Regions from separate parts of the Homo sapiens genome. Here region 2 is linked to region 1. Evidence: read pairs that join two places in POLR2A ChIA-PET (ENCODE). Cell type or tissue: HepG2. All regions are shown on one strand. Each heading gives the region's core, and the rest is flanking DNA. Links, peaks and the distances in the headings are about the cores only.

The links. ChIA-PET counts read pairs that join two places held together with the same protein. Peaks named below come from ENCODE experiments on the same cell type or tissue, not always from the same donor. Only the 100,000 strongest peaks of a DNase experiment are listed, where the experiment ranks them.
Region 2: POLR2A ChIA-PET joins it to region 1 with 9 read pairs; 3 of 35 experiments call an interaction of 5 or more read pairs at or near these places.

The regions. Positions count from the first base shown.
Region 1 is chr20:47,368,356-47,373,610 of GRCh38, reverse strand. No RefSeq gene overlaps it. Among named protein-coding and RNA genes, the nearest start is that of ZMYND8, 14 kb to the right of the region's middle. RefSeq lists an enhancer at 265-883. In HepG2, for the core only: no CTCF peak of the experiment used is centred there; DNase peaks (open chromatin) are centred at 570 and 2,570; H3K4me3 peaks cover 370 bases.
Region 2 is chr20:47,582,567-47,588,059 of GRCh38, reverse strand. It overlaps NCOA3 (nuclear receptor coactivator 3), which reads right to left. Exons shown (of 23, transcript NM_181659.3): 2 at 4,799-4,877. Among named protein-coding and RNA genes, the nearest start is that of NCOA3, 83 kb to the right of the region's middle. In HepG2, for the core only: no CTCF peak of the experiment used is centred there; no DNase peak of the experiment used is centred there.

The sequences.
Region 1 (5,255 bases), core at 1-5,000:
GCTGGGTGGGAATCTCCTCTAGATAATGCAATCAAGGAAGGCCTCTCTGAGGAGGTGACATTGCAGCTGAAGTATCTCTCCAGGTGTTAGGGAAAGTTTATGGAGAAAAGTCCACTGATCAGGTCGAGATCCATGACTAGGCTGGCACTGACCATGGGGGAGATGCACCAAAGGTGAGAACCTGATGAGCCTATTAATGCCTGCAAGTCACTTCCCATTTATAAAGAGTAAAGGCCCTGATCAAAATGGTCTCAAAGTCCAAACTTCCCTCACCATCCCCATGGCCACCCTGTCCCTATAACTGAATAAAGAAAACATAAGTAAGAAATGGAAAGTAACTCCTCAGTCAAATCCCAATGTTCATTTCTGACCTTGGGTAAAGACAGAAGCAATTAAAAACAGATACTGGTGGATGCCCCTGCTTTACCTGTTGGACAACTCTCAAAGAGAGCTAACCAAGTGGCTCCATGTTCTCAGAGGGTTGTTTGGGTTAGAGTCAACACATCTCTTCAAAGGCCCTAGAAAATCCTTTTCTTCTGGGAATTCCTTTACCTCCTAATTGTTTCAGGGCAATTTGCCAGTAAAGGGGAGCTTATGTTAGGTGTTTAAGGAATGCTGAATGCAACTGTGTTGAGTCAGGTTCTATAAAGTCTCTTCTGCCTGGCTAGAAAAGAACGTGGCTGTTTTGACATTTCCATGATCATGCTGCTTTCCTTTTGAAGCTACATTTGTTATTTTGCTTCATTTGGGGAGAAAAGCCAGAAATCTGCCTTAAGCTTCATCCTCTCCTTCTCCCCACCACGTAGCCATGTAGTTGGGGCTACGGAGACAGCACAGAAAGACAGACCTGGGCTCAAGACCCAGAACATGGGGCAGGGCAGAGGGGTGCAGGGGAGAGACAGAGAGAGAGAGAGAGAGAGAGAGAGAGAGAGAGAGAGAGAGATTGAGAGAAGGGGCCTGACCACAAGTGTGTGCTCTATTATCAGGTCGTCGTGGAGACTCTGGTGGATTTGTATTCGCTCTGCAATTATTTCTTTCTTTTTTTGAGGCAGAGTTTCACTCTGTCACCCAGGTTAGGGTGCAGTGGTGTGATCTCGGCTCACTGCAACCTCCACCTCCCGGGTTCAAGCGATTCTTCTGCCTCAGCCTCCTGAGTAGCTGGGATTACAGGCACCCACCACCACACTTAACTAACTTTTGTGTTTTTAGTGGCGATGAGGTTTTGCCATGAAGGCCAGGCTGGTCTCGAACTCCTGACCTCAAGTGATCCGCCCCTCTCGGCCTCCCAAAGTGCTGGGATTACAGGCGTGAGGCATCACGCTCAGCTGCTCTGCAGTTATTTCCGGAGCAGCTGCTAAGGGCTGGAGCACTGTGCTGGGATCCAGGAGTCCATCGGTGAAGCCACAGTTAACCTGCTCTCATGTGGCTTATAGTTTCCTGCATATTCACATCTGACAGACTCCAGCAGAGCTTTAGCAGCAGAATCCTAAAGAGCAGGACTTTTCTTCTTGGCCCTTCCACCAATTAGCAGGCCCCCAGTTTTCTCCTCTGTGAAAAGGGTTCAACCATCCATGCCATGTATCTCACAAGGACTTGTGAGAGGCCCCTAGGTGACCGTAGAGTAAAGGATGGCTGTATGAAGTTGCTTTTTATGGAGAATGTATTCTGTGCTAAGAACTGGGTAGGTCATTTATTTTTCCTTTTTTTCTCAGATGCGGTTTTGCTCTGTCACCCAGGCTGGAGTGCAGTGCCATGATCATAGCTTACTGCAGCCTTGAACTCCTGGGCTCAAGTAATCCTCTTGCCTCTGCCTCCTGAGTAGGTGGGACTACAGGTGTGCACCACCAAGCCCAGTTAATTTTTAAAATTTTTTGTAGAGAAGAGATCGTGCTGTGTTGCTCAGGCTGGTCTCAAACTCCTAGCCTCAAGGATCCTCCCAAGTCAGCCTCCCAAAGCACTGGGATTACAGGCTTCAGCCACTGTGCCTGCATTTTTTTTTTTTTTTTTGGTGGTGGCGGGGAGGTCCTTACCCCACCCTATTCGGCTGGCGTTGGTTTCTCCCTTACCCAGAGGTCACAGGGGGCCAGTTTATCTTCCAAGGAGGCTCAAGACTCTGAGCAGCAGAAAGGTAACTGTGAAAGGACATTGCTGGGGAGAGTTTGATGGGACCAGAGAGGTAGAGGTGCCAGACTGATACAGGATGTACTTATACTAAAAAAAAGATTCCTTGTTTATCTGAAATTCAAACTGAACTGGGCATCCTGTATTTGTATTTGCTAGACCTGGCCACCCTACAGAGGTTCTGACATCAGGCTGGTGGAGGCCTGGGCTGTAGCTGGGACCAGAGGCATTGGAGTGAGTCACTGTTCCCGAGGCTGGTGAGCCGAAGGGTTGCGGGCAGGCAATTCAGGTAAGACAGCAGTGAGCAGGGGCACGGGTGGGATGGATTCCTAGAATCTGGGCGATTTCTGCAGCTGGAAGCCTCCCGCCCCCAGGGTAATCCACCACTTCTGCCTTCAGCTTCGGGCCTTTGGCCTTCAGCTCCCCATGGAATTCGTCCCTCTCCTCTCTCTTTGTTTGAGCTGCTTGCTGTGAATACCAAGTAGTCAGCTCTTAGGCTAACCCAGCCCCTGCACTGCAGCTCTCTGGGCCACGCTCCCAGTTTTGCTTTACATTGGAATCACTGCGGCTTCCTTTTGTAACCCAGTTACCCTCAGTGGGCTTCAGTTTTCCTGCATCCTCATTAAAAGCCGATTTTTCTTTTTTTTTTTTTTTTGAGACAGAGTCTCGCTCTGTCACCCAGGCTGGAGTGCAGTGGCGCAATCTTGGCTCACTGCAAGCTCCGCCTCCCGGGTTCATGCCATTCTCCTGCCTCAGCCTCCCGAGTAGCTGGGACTATAGGTGCCCGCCACCACGCCCGGCTAATTTTTTTTGTATTTTTAATAGAGACGAGGTTTCACCGTGTTAGCCAAGACGGTCTCGATCTCCTGACCTCGTGATCCGCCTGCCTCGGCCTCCCACAGTGCTGGGATTACAGGTGTGAGCCACCACGCCTGGCCAAAAGCCGATTTTTCTAATTATTTAACTTGAAAAGTGGGGATTTGGGCTCCTCTGCAGCTGATTCATTCAGCTACTCTCTTGTCCAATATTCACCAAATTATTTTTGAGCACCTACTATGTGCCAGAGTGATACAGAATTGAACAAAACAGACAGTAGGTAAGAACTCGATCATAGGAATTTATACCTGCCCGGCACGGTGGCTCACATCTGTAATCCCAGTACTTTGAGAGTTCAAGGCAGGCGGATTGCTTGAGCCCAGGACTTCAAGACCAGCCTGGGCAAGTGGCGAAACCCCGTCTCTACAAAAAATACAAAAATTAGTTGGGTATGGTGTTTCGTGCCAGTAGTCCCAGCTACTCAGGAGGCTGAGGTGGGAGAATCGCTTGAACCTGGGATGGAGGTTGCAGTGAGCCAAGATCGGGCCACTGAACTCCAGCTTGGGTGACAGAGCAAGACTCTGTCTCAAAAAAAATAAAATAAAATTTGTACCTGGTGATTAAACATGTATAAAGTATTAAATTATGATTGTCATGGGCACTATGAGGACACCATATAACTGGAGGATCTGATTTTTTTTTTTTGAGACAGAGTTTTGCTCTTGTCGCCCAGGCTGGAGTGCAGTGGCATGATCTCGCTCACTGCAACCTCCGCCTCCCAGGTTTAAGCAATTCTCCTGTCTCAGCCTCCAGAGTAGCTGGGATTACAAGCGCCCGCCACCACACCCGGCTAATTTTTGTATTTTTTAGTAGAGACGGGGTTTCACCATGTTGGCCAGGCTGGTCCTGAACTCCTGACCTCAGGTGATCACACACCTCGGCCTCCTAAAGTGCTGGGATTACTGGCGTGAGCCACCATGCCCAGCCTAGGATCTGATTTTTTTTGGGAAATGAGTCTGGGAAGGCTGTCCTGAAGAAATGAATTTTGTGTTGGGTTTTGAAGGATGAGTAGGAGTTACCTGACAGCAATAACAATAGCAATAGCTAACTGGGTGCCAGATGCTGTGCTAAGTGAGCACTTTTTACTACATGAATTAATTTAATCCTGACAACACTCTAGGAGGTGCTATTATCCCCACTTTAGAGGCCCAGAGAGGTTAAGTTACTTACATGCGGTGGCACAGTGAGTGAAAGGCAGAGCCAAGATTTGAATCCAGGCAAACTCACTCAGTCTTTGAAGCTGGCTGGAGCTCAGACCCTGAGCAAAAGCTGGAGAAGGGAATCCTACAGGCCCCCTAGGGCTCGTTGAAGAATTTCAGACTGTGGCCTGAGAACAATGGGAAACCTGTGAAGGGTTTTAGAGGTGGGGGTTGGGGGATGGGGATGTGATCTGGCCCAAATTGAAATTTCAAAAGATCCTTCCAGCAGCTGAGGGTGGAGGATGGGAGCAGAGTCGGGGTGAGGAGGCTGTTCCCTTCCAGCCCAGATAGCAGATAATGGTGGCTCTGGAGCCAAGCACCTGTGCAGAATGGAGCTACGCCGCCGCAGTCGGCAGTGGAAGGCGCTCAGAAGGTGAAGCCACAGGGCTTGGGATGGGAGATGGGGAAGCGGTGGTCAAGGGTGATGTCCAGATCTGGGACTTGAGGGACCAGGTGGATGGAAAACACAGGGAGGTTTGGGGGGCCTCAGAACACGAGATGAATTGTGATTGAATTGCCCTCTCTGGAATTTCTGTTTGTGTTTGGTCTATTTTTTGCTGCTGTTGTTGGTAAATTGGTTCCTGATCACCTGTAAGTGTTGGTTTCTCCATAGTTTTAGCTTCTTGAAATTTTAGAGGCCAAGTAGGCTGAGGTTTCATTTTTCTTATGAATGTTTTCCTTTTTTCAGATGTGTAAATTACTTGATCTCTCTGCACCTCAGGTTTCTCACCTGTAAAATGGGGGTTATCCTTGTACCTGCCTCATAGGGTTGTTGGAGGGGTTAAATTAATTAATACGTAAAGTGTGTTTGGAACAGTGCCTGGCACATGGCACCTCAATAAGTGCAAGCCACTCTTCCAAGGTAAAGATGAGGAGGAGGAGATGTCGTCATGACAACGAGGAGGGCGATGGAGGCAGTGGTGGCAGCAGGAGGAGGCTAAAGCCCATAGAAGTCACTCCAGGAACTTAGCAAGGCCACATTAAGCCTATTGTGCCCAGTATTGAGCAAATTGTTTTAAAGCATTTGTACTGAGCCCCAGGAATTGACGTTCACTCAAA
Region 2 (5,493 bases), core at 291-5,290, 210 kb before region 1:
TAAAATTGGGAGGTGGAGAAGAATTATAGACAAATGCTCCACTCATTTTCAGTTTGTTTATTGCAGTGAAATGAAAAAACCAATTCTGAAATTATTTTAGATGTATTAGAGGATTAGGCAAATGAGTAAATGTACTAAGGTTGAGAGTCAGGATTCCCACATAATAATAAGGGACATAAAAATAAAAAATGAAGTACAAAGAACCCTGTAGACATGGAATAAAGACGTACATACTGATATAAGCTCATGATTTCTAAAATATGTATATGTATGTTTCAATGAACACATGCGAAGTCGGCCCTCTGTATCGTGGATTCTGCATCCATGGATCAAAAATACTCAAAAAATAAATTTAAAAAAACAATACAGCAATAAAATACAAATTAAAAAATACAGTTTAACAACAACCTACACAGTATTTACACTGTGTTAGATTCTTATAAGTAATCTAGAGATGACTTAAAGCATACAAGAAATTGAACATGGGTTATATGCAAATACAATTGCTACTTTATAGTTTAAAGAACTTAAGCATCAGCAGATTTTGGTGCACACAAAGGGTCTTAGACCCAATCACCCTCAGGTACGAAGGGATGACTGTATGAGTATGTATATGTACATGTATGTGTATAAGCATGCATATTATTTCCTAGCTCTATCCACTAAAAAGGCCAAGATGAGAAAACAGCCCAGAAGTAGTGAGGACACCTAGCACTCAGAGAGATCTTGGTCTCTAAAACTTTTATTCCCCACAAGGACACAGCGGCCCACTTACAGGAGTTTCACTAGCCAAACTTCTAGGACAATTTGAGCACTAAAATAATTAAGCAGGGTAAGTGAATTGTAAACCATTCAAAAAATAGGAATTCATGAATCCATCACCAATACATAGGGCTATTGATTATGGAATACAGCCAAGATCCGACGGGTAATGGGAAAGGAATGCTGGAAAGAAAAAAATGACCATTTTGCAATCATCACAATAAAAAGCTGGATCAGACAAGAGTCAATGGATGCTAAATCTAGAAGAAACCGTGAAAAGAATCAGAATATCTGCATTGTTTCCCCACAAGCTGCTTATTGCTTGGCAAAAGAGAGGGCAAAAAAACCAAATGGTGGAGAAATCTGGCAACACCTTGGCCAAGGGATCAAAATTTGCATCACAATAAGGGACAGACGGACGTCATATGACTCCATCTCAGAGTATCACATTGCGGATGCAGTATTCCTGCCAAGAATCCATAACATCTTAATCTAATCACAAGGAAATTTCAGACCAACATAAAATGAAGAACATCTCCACTGAACAGAGTAAAGGGGTTAGGGAAGGGTTGTGTTCTCAAAAATGCCAATGTCATAAGAGATAAAGACAGGCTGTGAAAATATCCCAGGAAAAAGGAGGCCAAAGAGAAATAATAACTGAATGCAGAACCTGACCCCAGACTGTAGTCTATACAGGAAGCATAGAAAATGCTACAAGAGACTTTCTTAGGTCAACTGACAAAACTGGAATATGGGCGATAGATTTCATCGATGTCCATTTATGAAGTTATTAACTGTACCATGGTTATATAAGAGAATGACCCTATCTGTAGGAATACAACAGAAGTATTAGGGGAAAGAAGCATAACATATGTAACTCACCCTCAAATGGTTAAAAAAAAAAATTGTGTGTGTGTTTACGTGGGTAGAAAAAGAGAAAAGAGAGTAGGACAGCACAAATACAAATAAGCAAGTGGGTAAGTCTGGATAACGGATATCCAGATGTTCTTTATACTATATTTTTGTAACTTTTGTAAATGTATACTTCCAAATAAAAGGTATTTAAAAAAGAAAAAATTGGCCGAGCACAGTGGTTCACACCTGTAACCCCAGCACTTTGGGAGGCCGAGGCAGGTAGATCACCTAAGGTCAGGAGTTCAAGACCAGCCTGGCCAACATGGTGAAACCCCGTCTCTACTAAAAATACAAAATTAGCCGGGCAGGGTGGCGCGTGCCTGTAATCCCAGCTACTCAGGAGGCTGAGGCAGGAGAATCACTTGACCCTGGAAGTGGAGGTTGCAGTGAAACAAGATCGCGCCATTGCACTCCAAGCTGGGTAACAAACTCTGTCTCAAAAAAAAAAAAAAAAAACCTGTGGAGATAGTTCTCTGCCATGTTCAGAAGAATGGGTATATATCACAATTAACTGAGGGATTTTACAGGGAAATTGCAAGACCTAAGGCTGGTAACTTGGATAGATTCTCAGATAAAGTACCATTTGAAATGTCAGAGAAGGGAGTTTGTACTTTTTCTTTCTGTAAGCCAAGGAAAGGTAGCACAAAACTTAGAGCACAACATAAGCTTGGCTAAAAGTATACATTTAGGAAAATCTAGCTAAATTTTAAGTGAGTGGACAAGGAAGCAGTAGAGACAAGGAAAAACACCCTCATGAAATTATGGGGTCTTGGCCTCGGAAGCTAAAATTAGGAACAGAAAGTGGAACAAATACAGGACACATGAAAATAGAAAGCCAGATAAAGCCTGCTTACCAAATGAATCAGAGTACGGTGGGATTCAAAGACAACTCAGATTTCAAACCTAGCTAACCAAGAGAATGATGGGATTACCAAAAGAAATTTAGCTAAGCAAAGCATGATTGTTTTCTCGGCAACTAGACAGCTTTTTCTATTCTCATTTTTCCTATTCTGATGTAATATTAAAAGTTAAGAAAAGGGGCCAGGCGTAGTGGCTCACGCCTATAATCCCAGCACTTTAGGCCAAGGCAGGCACGTCACTTGAGGCCAGGAGTTTCAGCCTGGCCAACATGGTGAAATCCCATCTCTACCAAAAATACAAAACTTAGCCGGATGTGGCCGTGCACGCCTGTAATCCCAGCTACTTGGGAGGCTGAGGCATGAGAATTGCTTGAATCCAGGAGGCAGAAGCTGCAGTAAGCCGAGATCACACCACTGCACTCCAGCCTGGGTGACAGAGGGAGTCTGTCTCAAAAAAAAAAAAAAAAAAAAAAAAAGTTAAGAAAGGGGTTAGATGAAATGTTATTTGCCAGCACAAGCAATCTGGGGAAATTTGTCTTCACAAGGTGAAACAGCAAATGTAAGTTAGGCTAATTCAGATGTTTGACTAAATGCCATTAAAATATTCACACATAAGGAGGGGGAATTTCTTCTCTTCCCCCAAAATTATGTTTGTATTTGTATGTATATACATATATACGAATACCATAACCCCTTGTACAACACATTTGAACTGCATTTGTTCTGTTATACGCAGATTTTTCTCTATTTCTGCCATGCCTAAGACAGTAGGACCAACATTTCCTCTTCTTTCTCCTCCTCAAGCCTACTCAACCTCACGAAAAGAATGAAGACCTTTATGATGATCCACTTAATGAATAATATGTATATTTTCTCTTCCTTATGACTTTTTTTTTTTTTTTTGAGATGAAGTCTCACTCTGTTGCCCAGGCTGGAGTGCTGTAGCATGATCTCAGCTCACTACAACCTCCACCTCCAAGGTTCAAGTGATTTTCCTGCCTCAGCTTTTCGAGTAGCTGGGATTACAGGCACACGCCACTATGCCCGGCTAATTTTTGTATTTTTAGTAGAGACGGAGCTTCACCACATTGGCCAGGCTGGTCTCAAACTCCTAACCTCAGGTGATCCACCCACCTTGGCCTCCCAAAGTGCTGGGATTACAGGCATGCGCCACCGCATCCGGCCATGTCTTTCCTTTTTAATTATTTATTTATTTACTTATTTTCTAGAGACAAGGTTTCATACTGTTGCCCATGCTGAAGTGTAGTGGTGCAGTCATAGCTCACTGCAGCTTCAAACTCCTGAGATCAAGCAATCTCCCACCTCAGCCTCCCAAGCAGCTAGGACTACAAGCGCACACCACCTTGCTAGCTAATTTTTTGTGTGTTTTGTAGAACTGGGGGTGTTACTGTGTTGTTTAGGCTGGTCTCCAACTCCTGGCCTCAAGTGATCCTCCCACCTCCAATCCCCAAAGTGCTAGGATCATAGTTGTGAGCATATGAGTGAGCCACCATGTCCAGCCTCCTTAAAATTTTCTCCTTTTTTCTATTTCTTTTTTTTCTTTTTGGAGACAGGGTTTCATTCTGTTGCCCAGGCTAGAGTGCAGTGGCACAATCACAGCTGAGGCGCAGCCTCAACCTCATGGGCACAGGCAATCCTCCCACCTCAGTGTCTCTAGTGCTAGGGACTAAGGCACAGGCCACTATGTCTGGCTAGTTTTTGCATTCTCTGTAGAGATGGGGTTTCGCTCTGTTGCCCAGACTGTTCTCAAACTCCTGGACTCAGGTGATCTAACCACCTCAGCCTCTCAAAGTGCTAGGATTATAAACATGAGTCACTGCACTTGGCCATAATTTTCTTAATAACATTTTATTTTCTCTAGCTTACTTTATTGTAAGAATACAGGATATAATATATGTAACATACAAAATATGTGTTAATCAGCTGTTTATATTAACAGTGAGGCTTCTAGGCAAGAGGAGGTTATTAGTAGTTAAGTTTGGGGGGAGTCGAAAGTTCTGCACATTTTTTACTGAACAAGGGGTCAGTGTCCCCAGTCCTCAGTTGTTCAAGGGCCAACTGTACATACACATACGTATTCACTCAAGTACTCTAAGCACATTCATTTAATAATCATTAAAGAGAAAAACATGAAGCATAAATAGTTTTAATTAAATCATAAATTAAAGAGGAGGGTAATATCTTCAGAAGGTTGAAGACAAAAAATTACAAAGGATCAAATCAAACTAAAGCTGAATTACCTGGCTAACCAGTCAAAGGATGTTCAAGCAGTTTATTTTTATTGGTCTCTGAGTCCACCATCCAGCAAGTATTTTGATCCTGAGGACAAAAAGAAGAGGAGGGATTGAATTTTATTGTCTTTTCTTCATTTAAGCATTATGATTAGTCACCCACAAATTAAGTCTTCCAGCCGGGCGTGGTGGCTCACGCCTGTAATCCCAGCACTTTGGGAGGCAAGGCGGGCAAATCACTTGAGGTCAGGAGTTCAAGGCTGGCCTGGCCAACATGGCAAAACCCCAACTCTACTAAAAATACAGAAATTAGCCGGGCGACATGGCATCCGCCTGTAATCCCAACTACTCAGGAGGTTGAAGCAGGAGAATCACTTGAACCTGGGAGGCAGAGGTTGCAGTGACCCGAGACTATGCCACTGCACTCCAGCCAGGGTGACAGAGCGAGATTCTCTCTCAAAAAAATTAAGTCTTCCCATTTTTCCCTTCCCTGGATATATGAAACAAACAAAAGCTATCAAGTACACCACCTCTTCCTAGGAATTTGAGTAGATGTCTTATTGTACCATATAATCACTACTTCTGTTTGAAAAGTCAAGCATAGGGCCAGGCGCAGTGGCTCATGCCTATAATCCCAGAACTTTGAAAGGCTGAGGTAGGAGGACCGCTTGAGGCCAGGAGTTCAAGATCAGCCTGAGCAACAT